Regions from separate parts of the Homo sapiens genome. Here regions 1, 2 and 4 are each linked to region 3. Evidence: chromatin loops called from intact Hi-C (ENCODE). Cell type or tissue: heart left ventricle. All regions are shown on one strand. Each heading gives the region's core, and the rest is flanking DNA. Links, peaks and the distances in the headings are about the cores only.

Region 1 (7,892 bases), core at 1,816-6,815, 120 kb after region 3:
AAAGATATTGGATAATGTTAAAATGTTGGTTTCAAAATCACGTATGGTCCAAGATACCAAGAAAAAAAAAAACTGCCTGTCAAATGTATTGGATAATGTTAAGATGTTGGTTTCAAAATCACGTATGGCCCCATGCAGAGAAGGGTCCAGATGTAAGAAAGACTAAAACACAGCTAAGGGAGACAAGCACTTATGTCTACTTAAATCGGCCTGCTTTTTCAGGCTGTCAACTCTCCCAACTCTGCAGCTTCCACATGCCTTGTTAATGTGAGGAGAAACCAATGTGAGACAATAGCAGTCATATTTCCAGTTTAATTACAGAAATGCAAACCTTACATCTCCTTAAGCCTCAATTATAAAAAAAAATGACAAGGCACATGCCATGTTTTCTCTGCTTCTTGTCACCAACCATCTTGCCCTATTATAAACAAGAACACTCCATGAGTATTCAGAGTATAATTCTAATAAACTGCTCTCAGTCTGCCAGTTACATCTGCAGAACACAGCAAGAAGAACTTTTACGAATGTAGATATAGTAGGGTAGGAGGCACATGAAAGAGAGTTCCAGCTTCATCAGAGCAAATAACCTGCAGAGTGTATTTTGATAATAGTCACATACCATGGAAAAAACATTCAAAAATATATTTATTTTTCCTTAAAGAATGTAAACAGGTCAGCTGGCTCGTACCTCTAATCTCAGCACTTTGGGAGGCCGAAGCAGGAGGATCCCTTGAGCCCAGGAGTTTGAGACCAGACTGGGCAACATAGTGAGACCCTGTCTCTACAAAACATTTTTTTTTTTAATTAGCCAAATGTGGTGGTGGGTGCCTGCAGTCCCGACTACTTAGGAGGCAGAGGTGGGAGGATTGCTTGAGCCCAGGAGGTCAAGGCTGCAGTGTGCTATGATCATGCCACTGCATGCCGGCCTGGGCAACAGAGCCAGACCCTGTCTTTAAAAAAAAAAAAAAAAAAAACACAAGATGTAAACAGTAATATTTCTGTGCTCAGTGTAGAAGTAATCTTCTCACAGAAATACCTAATGTAGACGACAGGTTGAAGGGAGCAGTAAACCACTATGGCGTGTGTAACAAACCTATGTAACAAACCTGCACGTTCTGCACATGTATCCGAGAACTTAAAGTATAATTTTAAAAAAAGGAACCTCCTCTCATTAATAACCAGCATATAGAATGCTGAGCTACATCACTGGATGCTAATCAAATGGATTAAAAGCCCTAGCTTATACGACATTCCTTTAGTGCACATCATCCTCTTTAAGGAGAGTACAGTTGATGGCTTCTCTCTCCCCCTTTTCATCTTTCCTGTTTCCTAACTTTAGGGAGACGTAAGCTGCTAGGAAGACAGATCATTGTTTTTGAGTTGCATGGTTCCTCTGTGCTGCCAGATATTTTATCCTGATGTGTTTGTATAAAAAGGGATAAAGGGAAATCCATCACAAAATTATTGTTGCTCAGTGAATGCCAAACAATACATGCAACTGAAGGAAAAAAAAAAAAAAAAAAAAAAAGGTGGCGGTGCTGGTGGTGACCTAGCCCTCATTCCTGTTATGAATGGGAAACTGAAGAAAGGTTAAGAAAAGCATTTATCCATCCACTCATCCACCCATTCATTCATTATTCATTCAAGAAAAAAATTCAGTAGCTATTTAAGGTTTTTAGATAATTTCTCAAATGCAGATAATTTTTAAAATTAAAATCTGGGCAGATTAAGACAAAAAAAAAAAAGACCCACCACATTGTGCCCTATGTTTAAATATGTTCTAAAAAATGTCCTTGTAGAAACATCTGCAGCCCACATAGACATTTTCATAGACATCTTGACAGCAAAAGAACAGTACTATCGTTTCAGGTACTTAGGAACATAAAAGGCAGTGAATATATCAGAAATCTCTCAAATTTTGTTTTTTAGTTCATTGAAGCATCAAGGAAAGAATAAGGGATTTGGAGTAAGAACATCTTAATTTTAAAACCTAATCCAGTCTAATCCTATTTATTCTCTTTATTTTGTGGAGCTGAACTGAGGATCAATTAAATTAATGCATGCATAACCATTTGGTTCTTGCATGTAGTCATTCACCCATTCAATTGATTGATTCATTAATTCACTCATTCAACAATCTGTACAATGGCCTAGGTACAGTCCAAGGTGCTGCTAGGATTCTAAGTTTGAGAAGAAACAGGCAAGACTCCTACTCTCATAAGGTTTTTTGTCTATTAAACAGCCAGGGGCTGATAAACAACAACACTAATGAATTTACAATGACACACTGAAGCGTGCACTCTGAAGGAGGGATATGCTTCTACAAGACTGAAGGCAAAGAACCACACAAAAACAGGGATGTAGGAAGGACTTTACTGAGCAGGAGACGCTTTGTACCTGAGAGGAAAACGAGAGCTTACTGGGAGAAGGTGCGGGGGTGGATGGGGGTGGAACGGCTTGTGCAAAAACCTCAGAACAGGAGACAACACGGTGATTGGAGGAATGGAAAGAAGGTCAACATACAAAGCTGGGCAGAAAAGAAGTGAAAGTGAAGCTGAAGGTGGGGAAGGGGTATCTAGCACGTACGCAGCTATTGAGCACTTGAAATGGGGCTAGTTCAAAATATATGGGCTGTAAATGTAAAATACACACTTTATTTTGAAGACTGTGAAAAAATGAAACTCTCTCAATTTCATACATCGATTACATACTGAAATGACATTTTGGACATTTTGGGTTTGATAAAATACATTATTAAAATTAATTTCACCTATTTATTTTTACTTTTTTAAGACGACTCCTAGAAAATGTAAAGGTACATACATGACTCATATTTTTCTTGGACAGTGCTGGTAGTAAGTACATGCATAGCCTTTTAAGTGTGAAAAAGGGTTTTTGTCCTGAGCGCAATGAGAAGCATTGGGAGGCTTTACGAAGAGAGACAATGGGATCTTCGCAGCTTCTGGGTAGAAAAGAGATCAAAAGGCACCTGGAGGCAATGGAGAAAAATGATCTGTGTACTGCATTATAACAGTTTGGTTTAGGGTCAAGAAGTAGAGATAAGAGGAGTGGAAGGATTTGAGAGATATTTAGGAAGAAACACATCAACAGGCTCTAGTAATGAATTGAGTATGTTACTGAGAAACCCCAAAGGGCAGAAATCATGTTGGGAAAACAAAGATACAGAGTATATGGAAATATACAATTTAAGTCCTATAATAGAGGCATGGATTCATTGCAGTAGGGGTACAAAGTAAGAAGCAAGTGTGTGCTTTACATAGGATAAAATATTGCTGCTGCAGCTTTTCAGGTAGGCTTCATTAAAAATCAACATCTCATCAAAAATATGCATTCTGGTTTTAAATATCTTTTACCCAGAGTTTAACTTAAAAAAAAAAAAAAAACAGATACATAATGAGTAACGGCTGTGCAAGAGTCTGTGGTAGGGCTGCTCTTGAAATGGAAAAGAAAGAGAATGTTTCTTTAGTGCCCACTGGCATGTGCCAGAAGTTTTAAGTGTTTAATTTATTTAATCATCCCAAAAACCTTACAAGGTCATGTTACTATCCCCATTTTAGAGGTAAGTAAAATGAGGCTCAAAATTGATTGAAGTTCCACGAAGACAGAAACCATTTTTATTTTGCCCCTCCACTCTATTCCTAATGCCCAGCACACTGTCCAGCATATGCTAGGCACTCCGTAAATAAAGGTTAAAACAGCTCCCAAGAGGTAGAGCCAAGTGCCAACCTTGCTTATCTAAATTTGGGATCATCATGCTACCATTTGTTTTTTTAATATATTGGATAGCAAGTACATTTAAGTTAAAGCTTTTTAAAAATAGAATTAGGCATAGTTTATATATTTATATGTGGTTAGGCTAACAGGTATTTATATAAGAGCCCTTTATCTGTGACAGGTGGTTATCCTCTACCTTATTGAATAACAAGAACAGTTAACACTTCCTGAGAATGTACTGTGTGCCAGCCTGTTCTAAGCACTTTGCTTGTATTATTTATGCCTCATTCTCAGCAACCCTACAGGATAGATACTATGATTTCTCTCACTTTAGACACTGGGAAACTGAGGTACACAGAGCTGAGGCATACAGAGGTTGAGTCACTTGCCCAAGGTCACATAGCTGTAAAGGCAACAAACCCAAGGAACCTAATTTTAGAATCTGCATCACACTCTCAACCCCTATGAGACAGAGCCCACTACTCCATGAGACTCTAGTTCTTACAAAGATCTCTCTAGCATTAGGGCAAGGTCTGCCCTCTTGCCATTGGTCCAGCACCCTCTGCTGGGGCCACACAGTGTTGTGGTTTATCAGGGCACCTCCTTGTAAATCTAGAAAATCATTCAAGGATAAATTGTGAGTCAGACATTTGGAGAGTCAGAATAAAATGAGCACAAAAAGAGCCTGTAGATCTCGTGTGGATCTCATTCCATGAAAAGAGCAAACTTACCCTGAGTCTTTAAATGTCCACTAGCAGGAAGCTATCATTTGTCTATGGTGACATCAGATAGAGTAGAGAAAAGAGGTGAAGAAAGGGACTTAGTAAGTTGAAGATTTCCCAACAGCAGAAACCATGGCATTCGGGTGTTAACAGTGAATTCAAGAGACCCTTGTTCATGAATGGAGTTTAATGGCTAAGATACTCTCTAAGCACACTAGGCAATCAGTGCTTGCTAGGAGTTCACATAATGAACAGGATGGTTACAACCAGACATCCAGGCATTTGATGTGTGCCGGTTACTTCAAGTGTCAAATTACTTACAAGTTTTCAATTGTGATATGTAAGAGGGCTTATTGCTATGATTTGGAAGATCAGTTGGGCACATGTGGGTCTATATATGAACACTTCACTTCTTCCAATACTTTAAAATTGTTATGCACATTAGTAGAGCTCCTGAAGGAGCCTTTTTTTTTTTTTGTTTTGGAATAGTCTTAATATTACTGTAAACACTTGAGAACATGTTCAGTATCTGGCCATTTCATACAAAGGGACCTCATCTGGTGCCCCATCAAGACAATCTGAAGTGCAATCAAGAACTCATTATGAGGTGGTCTAATCTGTAGGGTACCTCACTGCCTATAAACTAAGAGCAGCACGATGCTTCTCTACTGAATGATGTCATCTGCAGTCACTGGGAACACACGGAGGTAGACCAAATGCCCTATATGGTAAGTGGCCACACGTATCGGGTAGGAAGGATTGCCTCTGCCCAAATTCTAATATAAATGAGAAATAAATTCATTTACAAGAGAATATTATGCACTGAAATGCATAATTTTTCAATAATAATTATGCTAGATAGTCAGATGTTTATATCTTTTCTTTCCTTTTTTTTTTTTTTTTTTTTTTTTTTTTTTGGAGACAGAGTCTTGCTCTGTTTCCCAGGCAGGAGTGCAGTGGCACAATCTGCCTGCAACCTCTGCCTCCGGGTTCAAGTGATTCTCCTGACTCAACCTCCTGAGTAGCTGGGATTACAGGCATGCACCACCATGCCCTGCTAATCTCTGTATTTTTAGTAGAGATGGGGTTTCACCATGTTGGCCAGGCTGGTCTCGAACTCCTGGACTCAAGTAATCCACTTGCCTCAGCCTCCCATAGTGCTGGGATTACAGTAATGAGCCACTGCGCCTGGCCTACATCTTCTTATAATGACTAAGTTTGGAAGTAAGAGAAAAAATTGAAAGCCATTCTGTCTAATAGGTACTGGAAAATGGAAAAAGAAAAAAAGAAAAAAAAACTTAGATAGATAGATTCCAGGGACACAAAACCAGTGTTAGCATAAATAATGACAGCCCAGATTTATTTGTACTTAAAAAGGTATACAGGTAAATAATCTCAATTTAAAGTAGGAATAACACTTGCAAGACAAATTACCAACTACCAAAATAAAGAAAGGAAGAAAGAATGCATCATTGTGCTACTATTTTTTAATATATAGGGTAGCAAATTCAAAATATTTTAAAATGCTACACCACTTACCATTTAATCATTAATAATACACTATGTTAATAAAAATGATATATCTTCATGTGACAATTACAGTTGCAAATCAATACAGAGGTGTTGTCTTGGTGACTCAAATATCACAAAATGTTGTTGCCTTGGGTGGGTATAATATTCCAAAATTGGGAATAAATTTTGGTAAGTTTATAAACCAAATAAAGTATAATCTTTCCTCAATTTACATCATAGTTGCATCCCTCAAACATTTAGTACAAATTAAAACATTGTAAAAACTACATCTTTTTGTACAAGTTAAATTCTGTGTTCTCATAATTATAAACTGAACTTGTACTTCTGTGGATTTCTTGGGAATGCTCAGAGTGACCTAGAACTCAAAGAAATTTTTTGTTATTTGAGACTACCCCATGCAATACAGTTTATCTAGCCCCTTAGTTCTGACTAAATGTCCTTTCTGTTCCTCCTCAGTCCCTAGTATGACCATAACATGTCCCCATAAATATCCATAATCATTTCCCCACCACCCCTAGAAGGTACTGCTTTCATTCAGGACTACAGCTTACAACTCTTTTGTATCAAATTTGTACATCTGATCTAGAGGAATGAAAAAGGTTTTACTACTGAAGGTTGGTATTAGATGAGTCTTATAATCATTTTTCACCATATAAGTTAAGCTCAGAGATAAGATTCATTCAACATGCTTTATTTTTTTAATTTAAAGTTAAAGCTCATTGACAAAAGACTAAGAAACAACTGATAATAAAAAGTGCCTCCTCTCCCTTTTTCTGAAGTGGTTTCTAAAAGAACCACTGCAGGGATGATGATGATGATGATGATGATAGCACTAACATTTACTTAAACAGTTATTTTGTGTCACTACTAAACTATGTGCTGTAAATGCAAGAAAGCTACAAAACAGACCTCCAAACTCACTTGTGGAGCACTTGTGAAGATTAGAGATGATCAATGAGAAATAAACTGGCACATGGTAAATGATTAAAAACAAAAGCTATCATTATTATTAAATCCCAAGCTACCCTGAAGCAGTAACTCAAAAAACCGTGCCTTACCATTATGTCAGTTGTTCAGTAGTTATTTATTTATACCACAGACAATATGTTTCTTAAAATATGCATGCAAATAAGCCCATCAGAGCAAAAGACTTCCTTTAAATTTGCCCCTTTGTGGCAGGTAATAATGACATCGCCTCGCTTGGATGATTAATAACCAGTTGTTATGAGGACTGTGCCTACTGACGCAAATACAGCATTGTATTTGGGCCCTGAGTTATAACATTCATTTCTTTAAGGCTGATTGACTCTGAACAGTCACATTATTTGCTTGTTGAGTTTACGCAAGACGTTTTTCCAAGGGAGGTTTATTTATTTATTTATTTAGTGGCATTTACATGTGTGCCTCTGACTTCGGGGAGAAAAAAATGAAAGCACAATGTAAGTAGTCTAAAAAAAGGGCTAATCAGAATAACCCTGGATGTTTTTTCACCATGTTACCTCTGTACTCATATCACTATAGCCAATTTTTAATTAAAAAGCTTTTATTTTCTTTCAATAGGATAGTAAAAATGTGCAACTGCCTGATAAGTATTTGCTCTTAGTATAGCACACTTTTCAGATATTTTTAAAGAAGTATCAGATAATTAAAACAAAACATATAAAAACATATCAGCTGATATTATTTTCTCAATGCTCAGTATATGAATTAACTGATGGGAATATAGAGAAACAAAACAATTTAGAAGAAAAATAGCTCTTAAGCCATCAAGTTTCAAACATTTCAAACTCACTGGAATTGTGCAATCACTACGAGTTTGTGTGTGTGTTTGTGTGTGTGTGTATGTTTAGGGTAATACACTTTATTGATTCATTAAAAATGTAAGTACAGTAAGCTGGAAAG
Region 2 (7,892 bases), core at 1,525-6,524, 190 kb after region 3:
ATTTGGCATATCATATGCCATTATCGTAAGAGTTAACTATTTTCGAACTGTATTTATATATTTATTTTTCTTCCCTGAAATTTCTAAATGTCCAGTGCTTCAACCAACATAATCATTCATTTTAACGTCGTTTGTTGTACTGAAGATATTATAGTCAGCCTCCCTCCCTCTCTCCCTCCCTCCTTTCCCCCCAGAAATTGTTCATAGAGTCAAATTTTCTGGTTTGCTTTTGGTGAGTTGAGTGCAACACACTTTCCTAGGCAAAGGGGGAACAGCCCTCTAAATATCAACTCTCAGTCGAAGAATCACTTAACAACTGGGTACTTCATATTACTACATGAGCACAGTGCCACTGTAAAGTACCACGAGGAAGAATAAATTTTTCCTTCTTTTCTCTGACCTGCTCCCTGACAACTAGACACGTGGACAGAACCTTATTTCTCTCTCCATCACTGTATCAGTGGGGTACAGGGTTTGTTTAATAAGGATGTAAAATAAAACCGGACTTGAACTACAAAAGGGCTGGATGGCCTTTCCCATGTTGGCATAACACTGAAGAAGCAGGATTGGTTATGAAGTCATAATTTAGCATTGGCATTTAAGCAGAAACATTAACTTATATTGTCACAAAACACAATGTCACATAAAAGCCACAAAAATATTTTCAGCCAGCCCTGGTAGCCAAGAAATTATTTTCAGGGTGTTTCCTTTTTGGGTTTTCCCAATTTGTACTCAGAAACGAAGTTAGAGACCTATTGTGATGTTTTAAATATTCCTTTTCTGAGTATATACCATGTGATTCAAAATAGAAGACCAATTTCTCAGCCTGTCTTAAGTCATCTGATAAACTGTGTCCCATCACTCATTTTATCATAGTCACAATGTAGTTAAAATGTGTAAATGTATAAAAGTAAAAATAAAATTCTGATGTAAATAAATTTAAGATCTCTGTGTGCAGAGCATATTGATAACTGGCACCCAAGCAAAGACTGATATCTTGAAAGGGATCTTGTATAAAAGCTATTCCATTCCTTGCATGCTATTTAATTTAAAAAATGATGCACAGACTCACATTCATAAACACACTGAACCACACACACACACACACACACACACACACATATATAATATAGAACTTACACAATTTCATCATTCTGGAATTCGAGCTCTCCACAAGTGTCCTCAAAATCCTCCCCTCCACCTCTGGCAGTCCCTTCGATGGTTTTATATGGAACGATAACATTTCCTCGAGCTCCAGATGTTCTCAATACTTTCACCTCCATGATGCCAATGCTCTCACTCACATGAGTCACAGGTTCCTCAAAAGTAAAAATGCCTGCGTGGTCATCATCAAAAATAGTTACAGTGGCAGTGGAGGGAGATCCGAGGCAAGCAAGTGTAGAAACATGATTGGCTTCCAGTATGCCATCTTCTGAAGCTTCAGAAGATACTTTGACATTGCTGAGATGCACAAGGAAATTTTCATCCTCCTCAAAGATATCATCATCTATGATACCCACTCTGATTTCCTTCTGGGTATCACCAGGCTTAAACACCACAGTTCCTTCAGTAAATTCATAATCAGACCCAGCATTTGCTGTGCCATCCTCTGTTCTGAAGTCAACAAACACAGTGTTAGTCAAATCACCACCTCTGCGGATAATGGTAAGGGCCACAGTACCACAGTTCTCCAGACACTGATATGTCCCTTGTTCAAAGAAGATCTTACTAACAGGGTCATTTTCAGTCACTTCAGTGTTGACCTCGTGCATGCTGACAGCCTTCCTTGCTTGGTCAGCTGCATGCCTCTTTAAAATGTTGCCAGCTCCAGTCATGAGGCGAGTAGCTTGAATGCGATAAAATGCTCTACTTTTTTGCTGCTGACTTAGGACTTGGTAGTTAGCTAATTCTATTAATTGCTCTATTTCTTTATCTGGATGCTTCTGCTTAAGTTCCTTCAGAATCCTAGCCATTTCTCGCCTAGCTTCTTCATCATCTTGGTCCCTCTCATCCACCTCCAGAACCAGAGCACCATCTAAGAAATTTTCAACATGAGAATTGACCACTTTCCCGTCCATTTCAATTTCAGTCTTAGAAGATGGCCTGTCTCCTTCATGTTCAATAATCATCCCCCTCTGCTTGCCAGCTCGATACCTCTTGTAGACATACTTGTAAAACAGAAGTCTCCTATCCGCTACCCAAGCGAACACAACACAGATGGGAAAGAAGAAGAAAGTAAGCAAACCTTCCCAGACCTCCACAACACCAGGAGATATGACAGACAAAATAATGTAAAGCCAGGTGTAGGCAAAGATGCTCCAGGCTGCTGTCACAAAGAAGACACGCAAATGCTTAATCTTCCTTGTCTCTCCGTCAGGCACCACATAAACACAGAGTGCAATAATGATGAACATATTGAATGCAGCACTTCCCACGATGGTGCTAGGACCGAGGTCTCCTGCAGTGAAGTTATGGCCACACACTTCAATTACTGAAAGGAGAATCTCAGGAGCAGAAGATCCCAGGGCCATCAAGGTCAGGTTAGAAACTGTTTCATTCCAGATCCTCACAGTTGTCTTGGTGGTCTCTCCATTGGGTTTCTTTATGGTTATTTCTTTTTCTTGAGATGTGATGACTTCTATAGAGGACATGAACCGATCAGCTATGATAGAGACTCCAAGAAACATGTAGACCATGGCCACAAAATACACAGTAGCTCTAGCAATTTTGTCCCCAAAAGAAGGGTCTTGGGGTTCCCAAATGGGCAAAATCACCCCTTTCTTACAGTAATATGATCCAGTACATTCACCAGTTTCATTTCCTTCTCCTTCCATTTCTGTCTCAGCAATTACATGGTCCACATGGGAAAATAAGAGACTCACAGTAACTAACAGATGAAATCCCATTGAAAAGGTGGGTGAAAGACTTAATCGCCGCATGTTGTACATGACACTTCCAACTGTCACAACCTACTGGTAAAAATAAGATGGGGGAGAGGGCAGAAAAAAAGTCATGTCATTAGAGCTGCAGCCAAAGCATTACTAATTACTTATTTTTATTACTCTTACCAAAATTTGTTTATATTTGACCATCACAAAACCGAAATTTGTTTATATTTGACCATCACAAAATCTATGGTGAATGATTGTTCTAAGACTCCATCAGTGACTAAGCAATCCTTTGTAAAGTTTACAACTCAATCTTTCTGTGAATTTACTACATGTAGTACCCATTCACTGAGCAAGATACACAATTGACTTACTGGAAAGGAAAAGTTCAATTTATATAGCCTTGCCTTATTAAACACACATTTATGCATGCTAATAGCCAAAATCACAGGACTTTTGAAGCATTAAACAATTTCCTCCTTTTTACTAAAGCAGATTTTCTTCTAAATTTGTGTTAGTACATCATCTTCCAAAAACGGTTTCAATGCCAAAAGCACCTTATTACAATTGATGCTTTGAAAATCAGACTCCGAAAAAATCCCACCAACACAAGGCCTGGTGATTATCTTAAACGCCAGAGAGCATCTTACACTGTATTTCATGAAATCATGTCCTATTGCTCCACACTTACTTGGAAACAAAACTTCAAGCTTGCCTGAAATCAAAGCTCAATGGCATTTGTTCTTGAGGAGAAAAAAATTCTGCTATAATGCAATATTTCCACACATTAAGTACAGTTTTTAAAAGCATGTTTTGATGAGAGCACATTTCTTTCTAATTTTCAGCCAGCCCAGGTCTGCTGATACATTAGCAGCTGGGCATCTGGTTCTTCAAGCACAGCTCTTCACATCTGTGTACAGAGCCTGTTTTTCTGCAGGCTGGAAAGGGAGATAAACAGGCCAAGGCCTAGTTGTGGGTAAGCGCCTGGCAGGCTGTGGAATCAGCGTCACCAACCTTAAAATGTTCCTTCTCGGTGTCGGTCATATTTTCCATGGTCATTCTAAAATACATATTAGTTCTGTCGAGGGTTCAAGTGACCAAAAAATGCAGGACCAATAATTCCATTTAAATTAGCTCATGTGGCATGACAAGAGTGACCACAAAATATACACATGATGAAGGACTGTAGGCAAGGAGGGCCATGGCAACAGAGTCAGTGAGCAGCACACAAAGCTTGGTAGGCATAGCAGTGGACTCAACCACCATGGCCTTAAGTCCACCCACCAGCTCAAGCAAAACTCTACTCAGACCTTACATCCCTTCTGCTTCCAGAACCTGGGATGGAGGTGAGGGGAAACTGAAGTAGAGGAAGGTCTGCTCCAAGTCAAGGTGACTGTCTCCCAGGCCTTGCAGGATGGACTAGTTATGACATCAGATAAAGCAGCAATAGGAAGAAGCCCTGAGTCAGAACATACCCTTATGTCCTGGAAAAAGTTAAAAGAGGAACTGGATTACAGGCTTTCATAGCTTCGGGCTGGCTGAGAGCCACCCCACATTCGCCTACACTCTCTGGCTCATGTTTGCTGCTGATGGCTTATACTGCAAACTGCACCAGTGCCCAGGAGAACACCGCTGCCTAGGACATTCTGGCAGACCCTGAGAGATCCCACCATAGACTAAAGCCCTTTATAGCTCATCACTACAGGGAGATAAGCTTCTTTGACATTTTTCCCATACTAAAGAAAATCAGAGGAGGGTTATAGCAGTAGAATTCAAAACTAAGTAAAAGGCTGAAAAATAGAGGTAGCATATTTTCAAAATATGCAAAAGTTCTGGTCAGTATGTCTGCTTGTTCAGTCTTTGAAAGGCTTTGAGATTTCTGCTTGAAACAAGGTGAAATTTAACCATCCTGCAAGAATGTTGGAAGATCTAGTTCCAACTCCCTTGTGTATCCATTTCATCCACAATATTTATGCATGCTTAATATGTATTTTAGAAAGACTTACTAGTCTGTCTTCTAGATCCTGAGAATTCACCAGTGATAAAACAAAGTCTCTGTCCTCACAGAGCTTATATTCTAATGGTGGAGGAAACAAACAAATATAAATATCAGAAGGTTAAAAACTCCTATGGTACATGTGTGTGCAGAACAATCTATAGAGGACAAGGAGAGTGTGAGATTGTGTGTGTGTGTGTGTGTGTGTATGTGTCAGTGTGTATACACGTGGGATGCATGATTTCATACTAGATGGTTAAGGAAGGCCTCTCTGATAAGGTAACACTTGAGCAAAGTCCTGAAGGACACGAAAGATCAAGTTTTGTGGATATCTGTAGGAAAAGAATTCCAGCAAGTGCAAAGGTCCTAATGGGAATCATGCTTGGCACAGTCTAAAAACACAGAAAACCAATGTAGCAAGAGGGTAATGGACCAAGGGGGCAGGGCTCAGGAGTGGGAATGGATCAGAGAACACTGAATTGCCATAAGGCATGGGCTTTGATGGGGTAGAAGATGAGAATCACTGGGAGGTTCTAATCAGAGGGTGATATGATCTGATTTTTCTTTTAGAAGGATCTCTCTGCTGGTTCAGTGCAGAAAAGACTGAAGGGGCAAGGGTGGAAACAAGGAGACCAGATTTTGCCTACTATATAAAATCTAATTTATAAGTGATCCCAATACTTGGCAGGTATACAAAATGGTACAGAAGATATTTAACATTTAAAATGGTGAAAGAAATGTCTTGGGGACCTGAAAGAATCAGAAAGGTGAAATATTTGTGATAAATAGTAGTACTGAACATAAACACTGAAGGGAGATTCAAACCTGTGTCTGTCTCCAAGACTGATATAACTAACCACTCCCTTCAAATTACTGCCAAATCGCATCATTCCATTCTTCACGTTTCAGCCAAAATGAAATTCCTAAAGTGCAGATCTGACACTCTTCACGTCCCTTAAAACTCTTCATTGGTTTCCCACTTCCCTGAGGACAAAGCTCAAACCCCTCAACAGGCTTTCTAAGACCTTTTATGATCTGGCATCTGAGCTCCAGAATATGGAAATTATTCCCATTCCCTGAACAAGGTAACAATTTCTTACATCCAAGTCTTTGCAGATTATTCTGTGTCCAAAACTATTTTGCTTTTTCCTTCTTAGAAGCAAGTTTCAAAAGAGCTGAACACCAAATTATAACCAATTTCCTGAGAGAATACTAGATTCCATTCTTAAACAGTCACAGATACCATGCTAAATTGTCTCTATACATATCAATTATATTTAATATTTCCATTAGCCAGCATTGCTGTTATAAAATGCCTAGTGTTGCTATTTCCATTATAGTCCATGAGAACAGCACCCCTGGAGATGTGCAATGCACAGTACCCTAACAATAATCCTAAATAGTAGGTACTATTAGCCCATTTGGAGGTTGGATAACTGAGGCTTAGATAGGTTAAGTACTTGCTGAAAGTCATACAGACAGTAAACTCCTCAACTAAGACCCAACCCCTGGTCTTTTTCCAAGACTGATATAACTAACTGCTCCATTATATCATCCCTGATAGTGTGTGAAGTAATCTTTGAGAACTATTGGGGTTGGCTTGGACTAGCCCGTTGGAAAGCCTCTTGGCTTCCATGCAGGGTCAGGAGGGCCTAGTTAGCAAAAGTCTTGTGGAAGGTTTCCAATAGCCTGGCTTTTATCTTATGCATTAGACTCAAACAGACAAGCATCAATAACTGTGATGTAACATGAGGGCTAGCATGTTCCTAGAGACAGCTGCCCTTCAATCTGGTCTTTTAGCAATTGCCTGGCAACCTCTTCCTGCATGCACTGTCAGGGCAATCTCCTGGGCCAGCCAAGAAAAAGCCCTGCCCTTTATCCCTTCCCTAGCCCACATCCCACAATATGTTCTTAGCCAAAAGGTCACCAGATGTCTAAAGGTAGACAGGTCAGTAAAAATCCATCATCATTATCAGAGAAAAAGGAAGGGGGCTTCCGGTGTTAACTAAAAACATTACAATTATATTCAAAAGAGAGCAGTATTATAATTTGTGAACAGTGGACACAGCACACTGATGTAGCTTATTGGCAATGAAGCAATTGGAAAGAACTCTCTGGACTTAAATTTCTTTTTCTTATTAAATTAATACCAAATTCAAATGCCCACGAAGATGTGGAATAGATGTTATCTAAATGTGAGTTCCTTCTTCATCCTTTTGTTTTCTTTCTTTCGGGGTCTTTCCTCTATCATCAGATTCAAAGTAGTTCTACTAAACTCTCCCCATTTTCCCTCAAATATACATTTCCATACAAATTAAGCAGAAAGATAAGAATAGAGACTGTGGATATGTTGATTTGCTGCCTGGCTTTCTTATATTCTGCCTTAATTTACCAATACAAAGTATAGGCTGATTTTTATGGTGGATTCAGATCAACTCGTACAACTGTGAGCAGTACTAACTTAAAATATCCATTACATCATGAAATGAGACTTTAGCACAGTATCAAGAATACCCAAATTATCTTCTGATCACTATTTATTTTAAAACAACACACAACCCATCACCCACAGATTACAGACCCAAATGACACTGACAAAGGATGGTAAAAAGATATCCAGCTGTGAGTAGTCCAGCCAGTTGTGTCGGAGGAAGAGGTCACAGCTACAAGGAATAGAAACCCACATCTACAAGAGATAGATCCAACTGCTTTGTAAAGGAAGAGGGAGAGCTTTTGGAGCAGAGGCCTGAAGAGTGGTTGGCAGCACGGTGACCATTCCCTGCTGGAAGCTATAGCCAGTTTTGACTACCAAGGAGGACGTGACTCAGAGCAAAGGCATATGCTGGCATTCCTAACAGCCCAATATATTGGACAGTCATCCTAATGGCATCCTCTTGATTGGCAGCTGGGGTTATTCCAAGGAACTCCTTGATGGCCTTCATCAGTACTTGGAATTCCCTTCTATGTAATTCTTGCTGACTGAAAGACTCAAAGCTAAGCAATTAATC
Region 3 (7,892 bases), core at 1,310-6,309:
TAATAGACACTCTGGACTACCTGGAATAGGGGGCATGGGTTGAAAAACTACTTTATCAGTACTGTACTCAGTACCTGAATGACGAGATCCACACCCCAAACTTCAGCATCACACAATAAACCCGCACATGTACCCCCTCCGTCAAAAATAAAAGTTGAAATTTAAATAATAAATTCCTTCCTCACAGGTATTAAAAAGCACAATGTGAGTAAAGTACCTGATATGTGACCATAAATACCTGTCCCCCTTTGACCTCTTCTTTGCCCTCCCCTAACCTTGAGGTGTGATTAACCTTCCTGCCTTTTCAAATTCTGAAGACCACAACAGAGTAGGGAAAGAAGAGTGTGAAGGTGGTCCATCTAATCCCAATTCAGAGCCTGGGACAGACACCCATACTGAATCCTCTACTTTAGAAAAGAACTCCACAGGCTTTGAGAGTGACCTGTCACTTGTCATAGCCCCTAAGGACTATGAGCTTTTTCACCATAAGCATTGCCTATTTGTTCCAATCTAGTAAGATCAGATTTATCAACAGACAGAAAAATAGATATCAGTTTTTTTCTTATTCTAAAAACAATATGTTTATGTTGTTGAATACTGGGATAAAATATAGAAAATATTAATTATTCATAATTCCTAATCCAAGCAGTGTTCCACTCAATAATTTGATCTATTTCCTATAGTTTGCTACTAACTTCGGGGCAGATCTCCAGAAAATAAATATTGATGGGGCTATGATGTCTCCATTTTGACTAAATATATTGTTATATAAAGTGGTAACGCCTTACAATTTAAGTGTGAGAAGGATGTGTGTGTGTGTGCGTGTGTGTGTGTGAGAGAGAGACAGAGAATATGAATATGAATATGACAATACTTTGGAGAAATGTGTCCATTAGAATTTTACCACAAGCCAGACTGAAAACATCAAAGATGTTTAAGTAAAGCCTGTTTAGTTCTTTGTGAATGTAATTTTGGAAAACAAACTAAAACATAAAGATAAAAGGTCCACATTTCCTTTCATATTTGCAAATAAGGCTTATTTCATGAATGGTGAAATCGCTTTGTGTAATTTGTAACCTCATTGTTGTCCTGGATTGCCTGCCATGCTGCCTGTGTTTATGTTGCTTCTCCCTATGGCATGTGCTCTGAGCAGACAAGGGTATAATTATAAATCTCCATCCACTAACAAGAACAATGGTTGCATCCAGCAACTCGACTCTCCCTTTGTGAAGCTCTACAGGGATACCGTCTTGAATGTCAAAGGTCTACAAATGTCATAGAAACAGCTGCCACCACTTCTTTGCATTAGGCATCTCTTTCAACATTTACTCATGGTATTGCCTTACCCATCTAGGCAGAAGCAAACCAAAATCCAGAGATTTTAAAATATGGTATCTATAATTACAAGAAACAACAAGAAACCAAAGAGGAATACAAATACAACCATGCCTTGTGTTTCAAGACTTTCTAGACTTGCTTAGAAAAAAAGAGACTAAATTTTTGTCTCTGGGCAAAGTTAGTCAGACGAGAAAGACAAACTTCACATGCAAGGTATACTTTTTGCTGTCTCCATTTTTATAAAAGCAAAGTTAATGAGGCTTTGATCTTTATTCCATAGTTATTAAGATTATTTTCCTAAATCTGAGATCATTGCAGAGATATACAAGGTAGTTCTGCCAAATCATTCATTCATTCCTTCACCAAACGTGGATACGAGTGTCTACTGAATGTCCAGTAAAAGCAGGAATACAGACATTGAAGGCTCATTTCATTGCCCTTAGTTTCTACATATCATAGCTGTGATGCATGGAATATTAAGGAAACCCCTAAATCTTTAACTGAGTTAATTCACAACTTACCAGAGCTATTTTCAATTCATGAAAATAAAGGCCAGGCGTGTAATCCCAGCACTCTGGGAGGCCAAAGTGGGTGGATTGCTTGAGCCTCAGGAGTTCAAGACCAGCCTGGGCAACATGATAAAACCCTGCCTCTACCAAAAATACAAATAAATAAATAAACTGGGCATGGTAGTGTCTGCGGTCCCACCTACTTGAGAGCTGAGATGGGAGGATCACTTGAGCCTAGGAGGTAGATGTTATAGTGACCAAGATCACCCCACTGTACTCCAACCTTGGTGACAAAGTGAGACCCTGTCTCAAAAAAGAGAAAAAGAAAAGAAAGATTTCTCAAGTCTAAGTTCAGTATTTAAGAAAAAATAAAAAGTAACATCATGGCTTTGAGCTTGATTTTACCTCTGTTTTAGACTAAGAAGTCTATTCAAATGGAGCCTATGGCCCTGTAACCTGGCTCTGGGAAAATGAACAAAGGAATGCAACATCACATCAGCACTGTGTATTTTTGGAAGGGTATTGCATTTTTCCTTTGTGGTGGATTGGTCCGTGCACTTGAAAATACATTCACAGTGGGAAGGCACCAACTCTGCTGCACATTTATAGTTGAATCTATTTTTTTTCCTGACAAATATTCAAGTGGGGGAGGAATTCCATGTGAATGCTCTAGTGCCTCCTTCCCTCTGATGAGTCTAAGTGCTAGATAAACAAACATTATTTCTAAAACCTCAAGGGGAATACTTGAAACTGGAGCAACGTAAGAGGAAAAGTGGGCAGAATGGATAGCTTCTAGGGAGACTGTGACATTTCTGAGTAATTACTGAGGGGTCTAGGGTCTGGGGGACAACGCTCCCATCAGCAGCCCTTTTGTTATTAAAAAAAATGAACATCTGAGCAATTTAATGGAAAGTGCTGTGAAAACACAGCTGCAAGCCTTACATTCTTACCAGATCACCTCCTCTAAGCTTTCCTATGTAGAAATTTTGAAGCTTTCCTGGTATCTCCTCACTAGGGGGTTAGGAAGTAAGTAAATACACTGCACTCTTGGTTTAGTGGTGGGAGATACATTAGGAAAGCGTCAGTGCACATGAAGAGACCCACAGGCTAACAGCCATCATTTACTGAGCATCTACTACGTGAGTCTCCTTCTGAGCGTTTCCACATCTATTATCTCTTTAAATTTCCCAACAACACTAAGGTAATGACAGCCTTTCCTGCTGACCTATGAAGGCCAGGCTGGGAGTTGTCCGATGACTTTTCCTGTATAATGTCACCCCAGGGGAAGACGTTACTCTGATTTTTCCACCTCATGTTTTTCCCTGGCAGTTGCTGTGAGAGAATGTTGTTTTTGGAGCTGAGTAGGCAAGTGGTGTGCATGATATGAAAAACCAAAAAAAAAAAAAAAAAAAAAATGCACCAAACCCCACAAACTTTCTGACAGAAAGCACTCGTCAATTTTAGCCTGTCTATGCAATGATCGAGGCCTTTTCCTACTGCTGGATATTTCTAAGTGAGAAGATCCTACCTCAGTTTTCAGCTGGGCTTTAGCTCTGCAAGAAGTGCTGCCCCAGTCAGCCTTGGGGAGATCAGTAGAGGATTAGTTAGCAGAGCAGCCACTGGAGGGCACTCCTGAAATCTAGAGGCTTCTTCCTCCCGAGGAAAGGGTTGCTGGAGTCCCTGCCTGAGACTGTGGGTTTAACAAAGAGAAGGAATGTCTGGGGGATAAGTCCCAGTGCACTCATTCTCTGGAAAAGGTCTGCTGTACATATTTGCCAAGTGATAAGGAACCTAGGAAATCAAAAACCATTTGACAATTTACAGTGTTCAAAGGTAGCTTCCTGACTCTTGAGTTACATAAATGGCTATGTTAAAAATAGGCAGCCAATATAATTGAGCAACCTTAAATGGCCTAGGATATGTACCATATGTGATAGCCATGAAAATAATCAAAAGAATAATTCAGTATAAATTAGGAATCATTCCCACTCCAGTGGACTCAGTCTTATGGAAGTGGCACATAGGAGAAACTTGGGATTCTGTGATTTGTGCTGTTCATGTACAGGTCTCTCTCTCCCTAGTGAAACTCAGCTCTTTAGTTTGGGAGCCTATACCGGATCTCTCTGATATCCCTCTCCAGCTCTAAACATATACTACGTAGTCACACTGATTGTCCGTTAAATACATTCAAGTCGTTATTTTCCTTATGACAAAATTCACAGTGAAAGGCCACGTGTCCACCAGAAGAATAAGGTGCAAATCTAAAGTGGGTTAGTGGCATTTTCTCAGGACAGAGTGCATGGGAGGACAACATAGCAATCCTGGAAGTTGACAGGGTAAAACTTTTGGACACTCTGACTCTGTGCTGTATGTACCTGTTTGCTTCTGCTTTGAAAATAACTAGTAATATACAAGATCCACTTGAACCACTGAATTTAGCAAAATCAGGCCAAACCAGACGTCTTTGCATTAATATTGTCATTTTGTTTTATATTACTTAAAAAGTCAAACTTTTTTTTTTTTAATCATTCCTTCTCTTGACTATCTGCTGCTCTCCTGTGATGTATATTGTGAAAAACACATTTTAAAACCAAGACAGATATCTCAAGATAGACATCATGTTCAGTTTCTAAGCTACAATTAAATCTCGTAGAATGGTAAGAGGTTTATATCAGACTGTTGACTGCTTTATATACATTACTTTCATTCGAGACTCATTTCATGGATGAGGAAACTGATGTTTACATAAGTCAAGGAACTTGACCAAGGTTACATAGTTATAAGAAGCTGAGCTAGGACCCTACAGGTCCATCTCAGAGACCTATGATGTTAATCATTATGCCATATGACCTGTCTTAGACTAGTTTAAGAAATAGCTTCTCAATTAACCTCTCTTCTTTTAAAAGTGTTCATAGGTTTTAATTCCTTTTTTTTCTGCTTAGGCAATACTTAATTTTTAAACTGTGCACATAGAAGATGAAATGGAAAAATGTATTCCAGATGTAGGTTTTATAGTTGCACATCTTGGATATGGTTGGTTACACATACACTACAAGCATGTGGTACACATCTATCTCATTTTTACTTTAGAAATACATTCTCAACAGGGGAAACTTGAAATACGCAAACTGTGGTCCTGATTCCACTTCAAAACGTCTGCTTTTATTGGGTTTACCCTGCAATCATGCAACTTTTGGCCAGAGTCAAATAGGGCAACTAAATTTTTTTCTTGAGTTTTACTTGGTATGGTTCACTGTAAATGCTTCCAACTAGTCCTAAAGACAGACTTTGTTCATTTGTTCTTCTATGAGTTTTATTCAGCAGAACCTTGGATAACAGCAGCTTAGCCAAACACTGTGGGGTAATCACTCTGCTCAGGACTGATTCCTGTGCAGTCAGTTCTTCTGCACATCTTGCCTTCAAGGTCTGCCAGCTGAATGCACTGTGTTTCCAACATTGCCCTCCAAACAGACCTTTCATAAGGAAAAGTCACTGCTACTTCATTAATTCCAGAAGATGGATGGTGAAGTCATATTGCTTTGATATGCTTTCAGACTCAGGCTGTTCATGGGAAGCTAGAACTCTCTGAAACAGAAAAGTTTTTAAATTCTGGCTACTTTTTCATAGGATTCTATTATGACACCTCAGAGGAATTTTTTTTATTTAAGTCTGTCATTTTAAAGGAAAATGGTTAGATGTGACTAGGGCTGTGAAAACACAGTAGCTACCAGTGCCTGGCAAAGTTTGTACTCTAACATATTTCTGCTAAAAAAAAAAAGAATATTTTCCATTATTGCCTTGGATTCTTTCATCTTTTCTTACATGTTAAGAAACTTAATATCTGAAGAGTGAGAAATAGCCATTTTAGTGTGAAATCATGCTGGGGTGGAAAGGCCAGCATATTTCTTATAGATTAGTATTATAGGAGAGTTTGGCCATTTTCCTGGGCAGAAGCAAGGAGTTGGCACCTTGGAATCAACTCTTAGCCATCTGAAGGCTTTGAGCCTTGGTGAGTTTTCCAACCACAGGGCATTAGCTTTCTGCAGCCTGGAATGGAGCGATCACTATCCCCAGAGAGCTGTCATGGGTGCAGGCAGTGCTCAGCTTGGCTTAGTTCTACCATGGTCCTGAACAGCCAGGCTCTAGGTTAAGCCAAATCCAGAAGTATCTTGTTTTATTTCACTTGCCACGTGTTTGAGAAGGATTAATCTCAGAATATGGCAGAAGCCTTAGCAAAGCAACTTTAGAAAACAGCATATATATGTGTGTGTGTGTGTGTGTGTGGAGAGAGAGAGACAGATCTGAGGCATGGGTTTTACTAATGTTATTATTTAAATAAACCCTTCCTTATGCTAGAGCACCAGATGGTGTTACAAAAATGAGGAAAAAAGGCTCAGGGCATATAAGTCACGTGTCACATTAGCTGTATTGGCCTATGTTCAAATAATAAACATTTTAATCACTGCAGTTTATAACTCTATTTTAAATTTTTTGTTAATACATTAACAGTAACTGCTTACGTATACATAGAATTCTAATAAAAATGCATAAATAACTTACAAGAGGAAAGGGACTTAGGGATTATCCCTGGAAGCCCTCATTTCAAAGGTGAGACCCAGTAGAAACCCAATATGCACAGAAGTTAAGTGACTTTCTGAAAGGTCTTGCAGGTAATTAATTATAGAACAGGACTCCACGTTCAATGCTATGTTCACTATTACCTGAAATAGACTTGGAGGCAAAAATAAACTTATGTCAGCTATACTCAATGCTCAGTAAAGTGGCAGAGCAATATTTTATAAGCGTGTGTTCCGTGAACTCAAATGTGATGTTAGGTAGTGATTCTGAGTCCCTTAAAACAGATTGCTTGATTTATTTAAGGTATGTTCTCTATTACACCAAAAATTGTTTATGGATTTTTTAAAAACTGCACTCCATGGAGTAAGTACCAATTTCTACACTTTTGATGACATTAAGATATGTTAAGAGGCCTGAATGTTCTCAACTATGGATTAAAAATAAAGTACCAATTAGTTGGGTCAGTTTTCTACAGTGATTTGAAATTGATTTCTAAGTTTCCCTATTGCTAATGGCTGAATGTTTATGTTTTCCCAACTCCAAACTCAGAGGTTGAAATCCTAACTCCCAGGGTGATGGGATGAGAAGGTGGGTACCTTTGGGAAGTGATTAGGTCACTCTTAAGAGTGAGGTTAGTGCCCTTATAAAAGAGGCCCTGGACATCTCCCTTGCCCTACCATCACACCACCTGCAGGCACAGCGAAAAGATGGCTGTCTATGAATCAGGAAATTGTACTTCACCAGACACTGACTCTGCCAGAGCCTAGACCTTGGACTTTCTAGCCTCTGGAACTGTGGGAAATACATTTCTGTTGTTATAAGCCACCTAGTCTATGGTTCTTTGTTATAGCAGTCCAAATGAACTAAGATATCTATTGAGGCTTTATTGGGGGAGGTAATAAAATATGTCATTTTTTTCTAGGTTTAACAACCTATATTCAATTCCCCTTTCCGTGATCTATAGTATGGGCATAAATAGACTGTCATGTGTATCCAAATTAAGATGATGGTAGCCAGGAGAAAGATTGAAGGTGGGACTACTGGCTGTTGATAGCCAAGATCTAATTCTGATCTTTAGGGATTTAGGTTCGTTTCTGGTTGGACGGAGTTGTATTATTTATCTATGCATAGTGAAGTAACCTTGTGATCATAATTTCAGAACAAACAAAAAGTCTTCACCTCGTGATGTCTTTTAATTTGATTCCACATCACCAGGGGCAGAATAAGTTTTATTTCTAGGGACATTCATTGAGAACAGGATGACGTGCTGAGTTTCAGATGTGATCAGCTTGCCAACTGTCCCTGGGTCCTTTGTGTCCTGCTGCAATATCTTCTAGGAAACAAACACAATGACGTTTGAAGTTCATCAAGTTCATTGATTAAGCTAAGATCTGCACTACTTTGTCGAAATCTTAAATAGAACAAAAAATGTTTGATGTTATATCTCTCAGAGCTGAAATTAACTGA
Region 4 (7,892 bases), core at 1,964-6,963, 330 kb before region 3:
GTGCTACACACAAAGCAAAATTCAGTACAATAATACTGTGCTATTATACCTGTTATTTTTTAGCTATGTCATCTCTTTTTAGGTTGATTCTTTCTTCATAAAGTGAGAATTGGATGATCTCTAAGTTTCCTTGTAAGCCCAAGGAGTTTACTGATTTTGTAGACTTAGGAATCCACAGACTTCTTCATTTTCAACAATCTAACCTTTTTTGGACCCCACATTAGCTTTTCCCCCTCGCTCTTATAATACCTAATTGGGATCACATAGAAAAAAAACCCTGATGTTTCTGAAGGAGAGATTCTATTAATGTTTGGGACAAATCAACTGTTGCAGGGGCCCTGCCCTGAGAACCAAAGTTTTATGAATTTTAGTCCGCATTCTGCCAGTTGAAACAAGTTCTTTAACCTCTCCCGTCTCAGTTCGTATAATTCACGGAGGGTGAGTTGGACTGGATGAGATAGCATTCCTTCTAGCTTAAAAGTCTTTGGAACTAATTTCCGTTTGCTGCATATATTCGTTTTTAATTCTCCTTTCCATGTGTTCCATATGTAGTTATTTAGGGACAATTTCCTCAGGCATTTTCAGAACATTCTCAATTTTACAAAGATTATAGGATACAATTATAGCTTATATGATTTTAGGAACTATGACATTGTAAAGAAAAATTATTGTGATAATCAGTAAACCTCTAAGATATTCTTACAAAGGCCACTTTTAGAAAATCACAGAAAATGAAGTCGGGTGATGTTATTTGTATGCATCAGGTGAAAAAAATACTCCCAAATGAGGAAAAATATTTTGGGACTTTTGAGTTGACTAGAATTCAAAGTAAAAAAAAAAAAAAAAGCCAGATCATTTTCTGTAATGATTCAACTCATTGGACATTTCTTGAGGTGTCAGTTATACCTTCTTAGAAATAGCTCTAGACATTTACAAGTTGTTAGAATAAAATAAACAAATGAATTAAAAAACCAACCAGATCTTGTGCATCCAGAGAGGTTCAATCTCTTCCAAACAATAATTTTTTTAGGATGCTATTATTGCTTAATTGTCTTTGAAATTCCTTTCCTGAAGCTACCTGTAGAATCTGAGGCATATGCTTTTGAACATGCTCACTGATGAAAACTATTTTTTTCCTGAAATCAAATCCGCGGTCAAAAATCATTTAGAAGTAAGAACAGTAGGTGAAAGGGCAGATCAAACTGGATAGTACTTTTTAGTGTATAAAATAGGGAACAACAGCAAGATGAGTGATTTTCTTACATTGAGAACTAGCTCCAAAGGTGGTTCAAAAGAGAACTCCTTAAATTGTTTAGAATGAGGAGTCAACATAAAAAACGCTTTGTGTCTTTTGTCATGTTAAAAAATGAGTCTCACAAACTTACATGACACAAGTTTACCAATGAAACAAACCTGCATATGTACCACTGAACTTACAAGTTAAAACAAAAAATGAGTCTCACAGTTTGCATGAAGTGTTACTTGATTTCAACCTGAAGCATCTTGGTAGTCAATTCAAATTCTGGTTCTGCCACTTAGGAACTGTGTGACATTGGGAAAGACTTGGTTTCCCAGAGCTTCATTTTTTCTTACAATGTGGGAAATATGTCACAGAGATGAGATGAGTGTTCAGTGAGGATGTGTGAATATATCTCACAAACTTTAATGGGTAATACCCAAGATAGTTATTAATAATGCCATTTTATGCATAATTTCTTATATAAATTTAATTAAACTATAAGCTCATAAAATATTCCTATCAAATATGATAGGAAAAATAAGGGAGAGATTTTCAGGATACTTATTGCCAATCCAGGCACCCTACTAAGCTCTTTATAATTTTTATTATAAGCTCTTTATAAATTATATTGAAATTTACTTGTATAATTTTAAATTTAGTTATTATGAACACTACAAGTTTCCATTGTATAGGTGAGAAAACTAAGGTTTAGAGAGTTTAATTTTGCCAGAGTTATAAAACTAGCAAATGATGGAGCTGAGGGTGGGGTCCAGATCTGAATGACTCCCAAACCAATGTTTTAAAAGCCCTATGTTACACTGCTTCCATTTCTGGCAACAATGTGAAGAGAAAAAGGAATGTACAAGACTTTGTTATATTGCACCAGTAATTACCAGACTTATTTGCATATGAGAATTACCCTGAACGTATAAAAACCATTGCAGCATCCAGGGCACACCAGAAATCAATTAAATTCCTTGAGGGTTGAATCCAGATATTAGCCTTAAACAAGCAAAACAGAAAGCTGTTCAGGTGATTCCAACATGCAGCCAAGTTTGAAACTCCATGTGTTTTAAGGTCAGTCCCTGAGACTGACTAGGAGATTTGTGATGACTGTGGGCTTGGGAGTAAGATGGTTCTAACTCCTGTTTGGCTGCTTAGGAGTTGTATGATTACGGACAGGTTACTGCCCTTCTCTAAACCTCAAATGATACTGAAAACATGTATTTGTGGGTAAAATAAAATAACCCAAGAAATGTTCCAGCACACTGCCTGGACCTACCAAGTAGTGCCTGGTGGTAGTAATACTTTGTTTCTCAAGCTCATTCTCTGCACAGATTTTCGGTTGCTTCTTGAAACTTTTAAGCATGTGATCTGCTGCCCCTGAGTGAAAGCAAGAGGCTACTATTGGCTCCTAAGTCTCTTTTGAATCATAATGTTATGCCATTTTTATTTGGGACGTGTATTTCTATAAGTGGTTCACAATATTTAGCAATGGAAACAATGGCTTATCTTGGGAGTAACCCAAGCCACTTGGTAATGAGAATAGTTATTTGATGATTTGATAGTTAATATTGGTGTTCTGGAAATGGCCATGTACATATGTTTATAGATGTGTGTTTTCTGTTTTTTGTTTTTTTGGGTAGATGTCACCCTTTCCCCTTATAGCTTGTTTACTTTCCTCACACAGGTGTAGGCAGGCAGCAGCGTTGTTTGAATTAGTCTTTTAAGTGAGTGTTTAATGAAGATGAGTAATTGCTTGCAGCTGCATGTATCTGTAGGGATTTGATTTTCTTCTAGTAGAGAACAAGGTGATTTTCCAGACAACTTTGGAAAGTGTGATCTTGGTTGTCCCCACATACTTGAGAGTGACTGCCTCTTGCACCAAAATGCCATGAAACTTCCTGCTTCCCTCCAGAAGACACCATCCTAGCTGGGGTATAGGCAGCTCATTTTATCTTAGAGAAGGTTTCCCCCTTCAATATAAAAGGTAATCAATGTGGTTTCAAGTGAAGATTATAAACATGAATGGCTCCTTGAGGGTGTGGCACTATGGCCTGATGAATCCTAGATTTGTTTCCACTTTCCCCCTAATTAAGACTGAAGTTTGAACTGCTGGCATGGTTGAAAGTAGATTCTGAGATTTTTTCACTTAGAAACAGGATTTTCTAGAGTCGATCTATGCAGAGACCTTGTAGGGGAAAGAACAGGATTGGCACCAAACATTGGGGTTTAGAAGTCATAAGTAGGACCTAAGAGAGGCAACCAAGGAACCACAGAGTTGAGTGACTGGACTAAGACCCTTAACCAGTGGCAGGGCTGGATTCTAAGTGTGTATCTGAGTTCCTCCAAAGCGTATTCTTTACTTCATACAATTCCCTGAATATCCTCACCTGTGAGGAGGCAGAATCCTTTCATCCCTCAATGGCAATGGAAATGCATGTACGCATCTTACACAATGGGTGTGTTCTTGAAGAGTGGTGAGAAAAATTGCTTTTATAAATCAAATCACATACCATGTTTACAAGGAATATTAATATTTAAAAGGAATTCAATCTTAAATCTTTTTTGAATTCTTGGTAAATGTAGATGTTATTCAAAGTGAGGCTTCGGTGTAGTCATAATCATTAAACTGCTAGCAAATGTTATTCTAATATATTAGTCCATGATACCATAAGATGGATTAATTTTTATTACAAAGTACGATTCTTGATTTTTTTTTTTGGTGAAGTTGTGTTTGATGAGGAAGTGCTATCAAATTACAAAAGGAGAATTGACCAAGCAGGAGAGTTGAGCTCTATCAAGCCAGCTACTTGTTTTATCCACTAGAGGGTAGCATTGGCATTGGAATGACACGTAGACATTTACAGTTTTTCAAATTGAAAGAGCTGCCTGTGAAATGCAGACTATTGCCAAATCTACAATATATTAAATGATTTGATAAACAATTTGATATGACGGAAAACACCACATGATTGTAATTGGATTCTTCTGTATTACTGGGCGATGTACACCCTGAAGGACATTCTTAAGGCCCACTACCTGTGTCTTGTGGGGGTGGTTACTTTGGGCCTCAAGCCAACCATGTGCCATTTGGGACTAAGACCTTTCCTTCTCACCTTTCCAGCTCAATTCCTGCTTTACTTCTCCATTTGCAAATTGTCAGCATGCTGGAGAATCTCAGTGTGAATTACCTTCCCTTTCCTTCAACCTAAAGCCGTACTTACCATAGAAGTTGATTCTTTTAATGAGTCTCTTGAGGAATTCAACACTTGTGACAGGCATTTCTGCTTATCCTCACTAGAATGCTGTGAGGGGCCTGAGGACTGCCGTCCTCATGCCTTTTAACATAGAAAGACAAAGTCCTCATGTCATTTCACATCACCCTTCTGCTTGGTAGTGGAGCCAGGGCTGGATTCTGGTTGTGTTTTGTCTAACTCATCATTGACTGAGTGGTTTCCAGTGCTTAGCAGGGACTTCCTAGGTGTATGACACTTTTTTTTTTTTTTTTTAACTTAGCCCCTCATCCACCACATTGCTACTAGCAGTAACTACAAAACCACCAGACTACAGTAGTAGGTCCGTATACAGAACAAGATATTTAAAAGAGGTTGTTTTATCCAAGAAAGAAGTATTTTTGTTGTTCAAAATATTAATCTGTGAGAGGCACTAACATTCAGACCACAGCAGGCAGCAAACAATGAGCTTGTCTTGGAACTCACAGTTCTCCACCTGGCCTGGTAGCTGTACTACAAACATAGTATGTTCTTAATCGCTTTATGTTCTTTTTTGCATTTTTAGAATTTTTTTGATAGATAATATTTGTATGTTTTGAGATTCATGTGATATTTTGTTACATGCAGAGTGTTGTAATGATCAAACCAGGGTATTAGGATATCCATCACCCCAAATATTTATCATTTCTATGTGTTGGGAACATTTCAAGTCCTCGCTTCTAGCTATTTTGAAATATACCGTATGTTGTTAACTATAGTCACTCTACTCTGCTGTTGAATATAACTTTTTCCTTTTACCTGTATGTTTGTACCCATTAACTAACCTCTCTTCTTTCCCCTATCCCCAACACAGATCCTTCCCAGGATCTGCTATCTATCATTGTACTCTACCTCCATGAGATCAACTTTTTAAAGCTCCTACATGAGAACATGGGATATTTGTCTTTCTGTGCCTGGCTTATTTCACTTAACGTAATTATGTCCACTTCCATCCATGTTGCTGCAAATGACATGATTTCATTCTTTCTAATGGCCCAGTGGTACTCCATTGTGTATATATATATACCACATTTTCTTTATCCATTCATCTGATAATACTTAAGTTGATTTCATAGCTTTGCTATTGTGAATGGTGCTGCAATAAACACGGGGGCCACAGGTATCCCTTTGAAATAATGATTTCCTTTCCTTTGGCTAAATAGCCAGTAGTGGTATTGCTGGATCATAAGATAGTTCCATTTTTACTTTTTTGGAGAAATCTTCATTTTTTTTTTATAGTGGCTGTACTAATTTACGTTCCTACTAATAGTGTCTAAGAGTTCCCTTTTCTCCACATCTTCACCGGCAACTGCTATTTTTTTTGCCTTGTTTCTAATAGTACTTCTAACTGGGGTAAGATGATATTTCATTGTGGTTTTGATTTCATCTACCTGATGATTAGTGATGTTGAGTATTTTTTCATATACCTGTTGACCCATTTACCTGTTGTATGTCTTCTTTTGAGAAATGTCTATGACATTTACTCACTTTTTTATGAGATTATTTGTTTTGCTGTTGAGTTTACTTTAATGTCTACTGATTACTAAGTCCCTTGTCAGATGAATAATTTGCAAATATTTTCTCCCATTCAACAGATGTCTGTTCACTCTATTGATTTCTAGTGTATGCAGAAGTTTTCCAGTTTATTTATTTTTTAGAGACAGTCTTGCTCTGTTACCCAGGCTGGAGTGCAGTCGCATGAATGTAGTTCACTGCAGCCTCCAACTCCTGGGTTCAAGTGATCCTCCCTCCTCAACCTCCCAAAGTGCTGAGCTGCTTTTCAATTTAATAAAGTCCCACTTGTCTATTTTGTTTCTGTTCCCTGTGCTTTTGAGGTCTGAGCCATAATAAAATCTTAACCTAGACCAATGTTACCATGTTTTCCTTCCTTATTTCCTCTCCTCCTTCCTTCCTTCCTTGGTTGCTTTCTTGCTTTGTTTTTGTTTTTTTTTTGAGCTGGAGTCTCACTCTGTAGCCCAGGCTGGAGGGCAGTGATGGAATCTCCGCTCACTGCAACCTCCACCTACTGGGTTCAAGCTATTCTCTTGCCTCAGCCTCCTGAGTAGGTGGGATTACAGATGCATGCCACCATGCCTGGCTAATTTTTTTTTGAATTTTTAGTAGAGATGGTTTCGGCATGTTGGCCAGGCTGGTCTTGAACTCCTGAACTCAGGTGATCCTCCTGCCTTGGCCTCCCAAAGTACTGGGATTACAGGCATGAGCCACTGCACCTGGTCCCACTATGTTTTCTTCTAATAGATTTATAGTTTTGGGTTTTACATTTACCTTTAATCCATCTTCACTTGATTTTTACATATGGTGAGATAGGGATCGGGTTTCATTCTTCTGCATGTTGATATTCAGTTTTCCCAGCAGTATTTATTGAAGAGAGTGTCCTTTTCCCAATATGTTCTTGGCACCTTTATAAAAAAAAATCAGTTTGTTGTAACTATGTGAATTTATGTATGGGGCCTCTGTTTCTTTCCACTGGCCTATGTGTCTGTTTTTATACTAGTACCATGCAATTTTGGTTACTAGAGTCTTGTAACATATTTTGAAGTCAGGTGGTGTGATGCCTCCAGCTTTGTTCTTTCTACTCAGGATTGCTTTGGCTATTCTGGCTCTTTTCAGCTTCCATATAAATTTTTGGATTGTTTTTTCTATTTCTGTGAAAAATGACATTAGTATTTTGATAGGGATTGCATTGGATCTGTAGATTGCTTTTGGTAGTATGGTTATTTTAACAATATTCTTCTGACGCATGAGCATGGGATGTCTTTCCATTTATTTGTGTTCAACTTTTTTCATCAGTGTTTTGTACTTTTCCTTATAGAAGTCTTTCACCTTTTTGGTTAAATCGATTCGTAGGTATTATATTTTACTTCTATAGCTGTTGTAAATGGGATTGTTTTCTTGATTGCTTCATCAGCTAGGTCACTAATCATGTATAGAAATGCTATGATTTTTGCATGTTGATTTTGTTTCTTGCAACTTCACTGAATGTATATATCAAATTGAGGGTTTTTAATGGAGTTTTTAGTTTTTTCTAGATATAAGATTAAGTTATTTGCAAAGAGAGCAACTTGACTTCCTCTGTTCCAATTTGAATGCCTTTTATTTCTCTTACCTGATTGGTCTGGCTAGGACTTCTAATATTATGTGATATGGTTTGGCTGTATGTTCCCACCCAAATCTCACCTGGAATTGTAATCTCCATAATCCCTACATGTCAAGCGCAGGACCAGGTAGAGGTAATGGGATCTTGGGGGCAGCTTCCTCCATGCTATTCTCATGATAGTGAGTTCTCATGAGATCTGATGGTTTCATAAGCATCTGGCATTTCCCCTGCTTGTGCTCACTCTGACCTTCCTCCCTAC

What was found. Peaks named below come from ENCODE experiments on the same cell type or tissue, not always from the same donor. Only the 100,000 strongest peaks of a DNase experiment are listed, where the experiment ranks them.
Region 1: a loop joins it to region 3, with 2.1 times the contacts of the local background. A loop is called at or near these places in 7 of 110 quality-filtered maps.
Region 2: a loop joins it to region 3, with 2.0 times the contacts of the local background. A loop is called at or near these places in 6 of 110 quality-filtered maps.
Region 4: a loop joins it to region 3, with 3 times the contacts of the local background. A loop is called at or near these places in 13 of 110 quality-filtered maps.

What each region holds. Positions count from the first base shown.
Region 1 is chr2:40,356,544-40,364,435 of GRCh38, forward strand. All of the region lies in intron 2 of SLC8A1 (solute carrier family 8 member A1), which reads right to left. Among named protein-coding and RNA genes, the nearest start is that of SLC8A1, 92 kb to the right of the region's middle. In heart left ventricle, for the core only: CTCF peaks have their summits at 4,307 (motif pointing left) and 4,559; no DNase peak of the experiment used is centred there.
Region 2 is chr2:40,427,333-40,435,224 of GRCh38, forward strand. SLC8A1 (solute carrier family 8 member A1) reads right to left here. Exons shown (of 11, transcript NM_021097.5): 2 at 1,141-2,972. The coding sequence starts at 2,948. Among named protein-coding and RNA genes, the nearest start is that of SLC8A1, 21 kb to the right of the region's middle. RefSeq lists an enhancer at 7,167-7,892. In heart left ventricle, for the core only: no CTCF peak of the experiment used is centred there; a DNase peak (open chromatin) is centred at 4,429; H3K27ac peaks cover 1,791 bases.
Region 3 is chr2:40,241,326-40,249,217 of GRCh38, forward strand. The region is part of intron 2 of SLC8A1 (solute carrier family 8 member A1); the gene reads right to left. The region is part of intron 3 of SLC8A1-AS1 (SLC8A1 antisense RNA 1); the gene reads left to right. Among named protein-coding and RNA genes, the nearest start is that of SLC8A1, 210 kb to the right of the region's middle. RefSeq lists an enhancer at 935-1,485. In heart left ventricle, for the core only: a CTCF peak has its summit at 3,476 (motif pointing right); a DNase peak (open chromatin) is centred at 3,465; H3K27ac peaks cover 1,619 bases.
Region 4 is chr2:39,909,694-39,917,585 of GRCh38, forward strand. No RefSeq gene overlaps it. Among named protein-coding and RNA genes, the nearest start is that of SLC8A1-AS1, 4.0 kb to the right of the region's middle. In heart left ventricle, for the core only: a CTCF peak has its summit at 4,064 (motif pointing right); no DNase peak of the experiment used is centred there.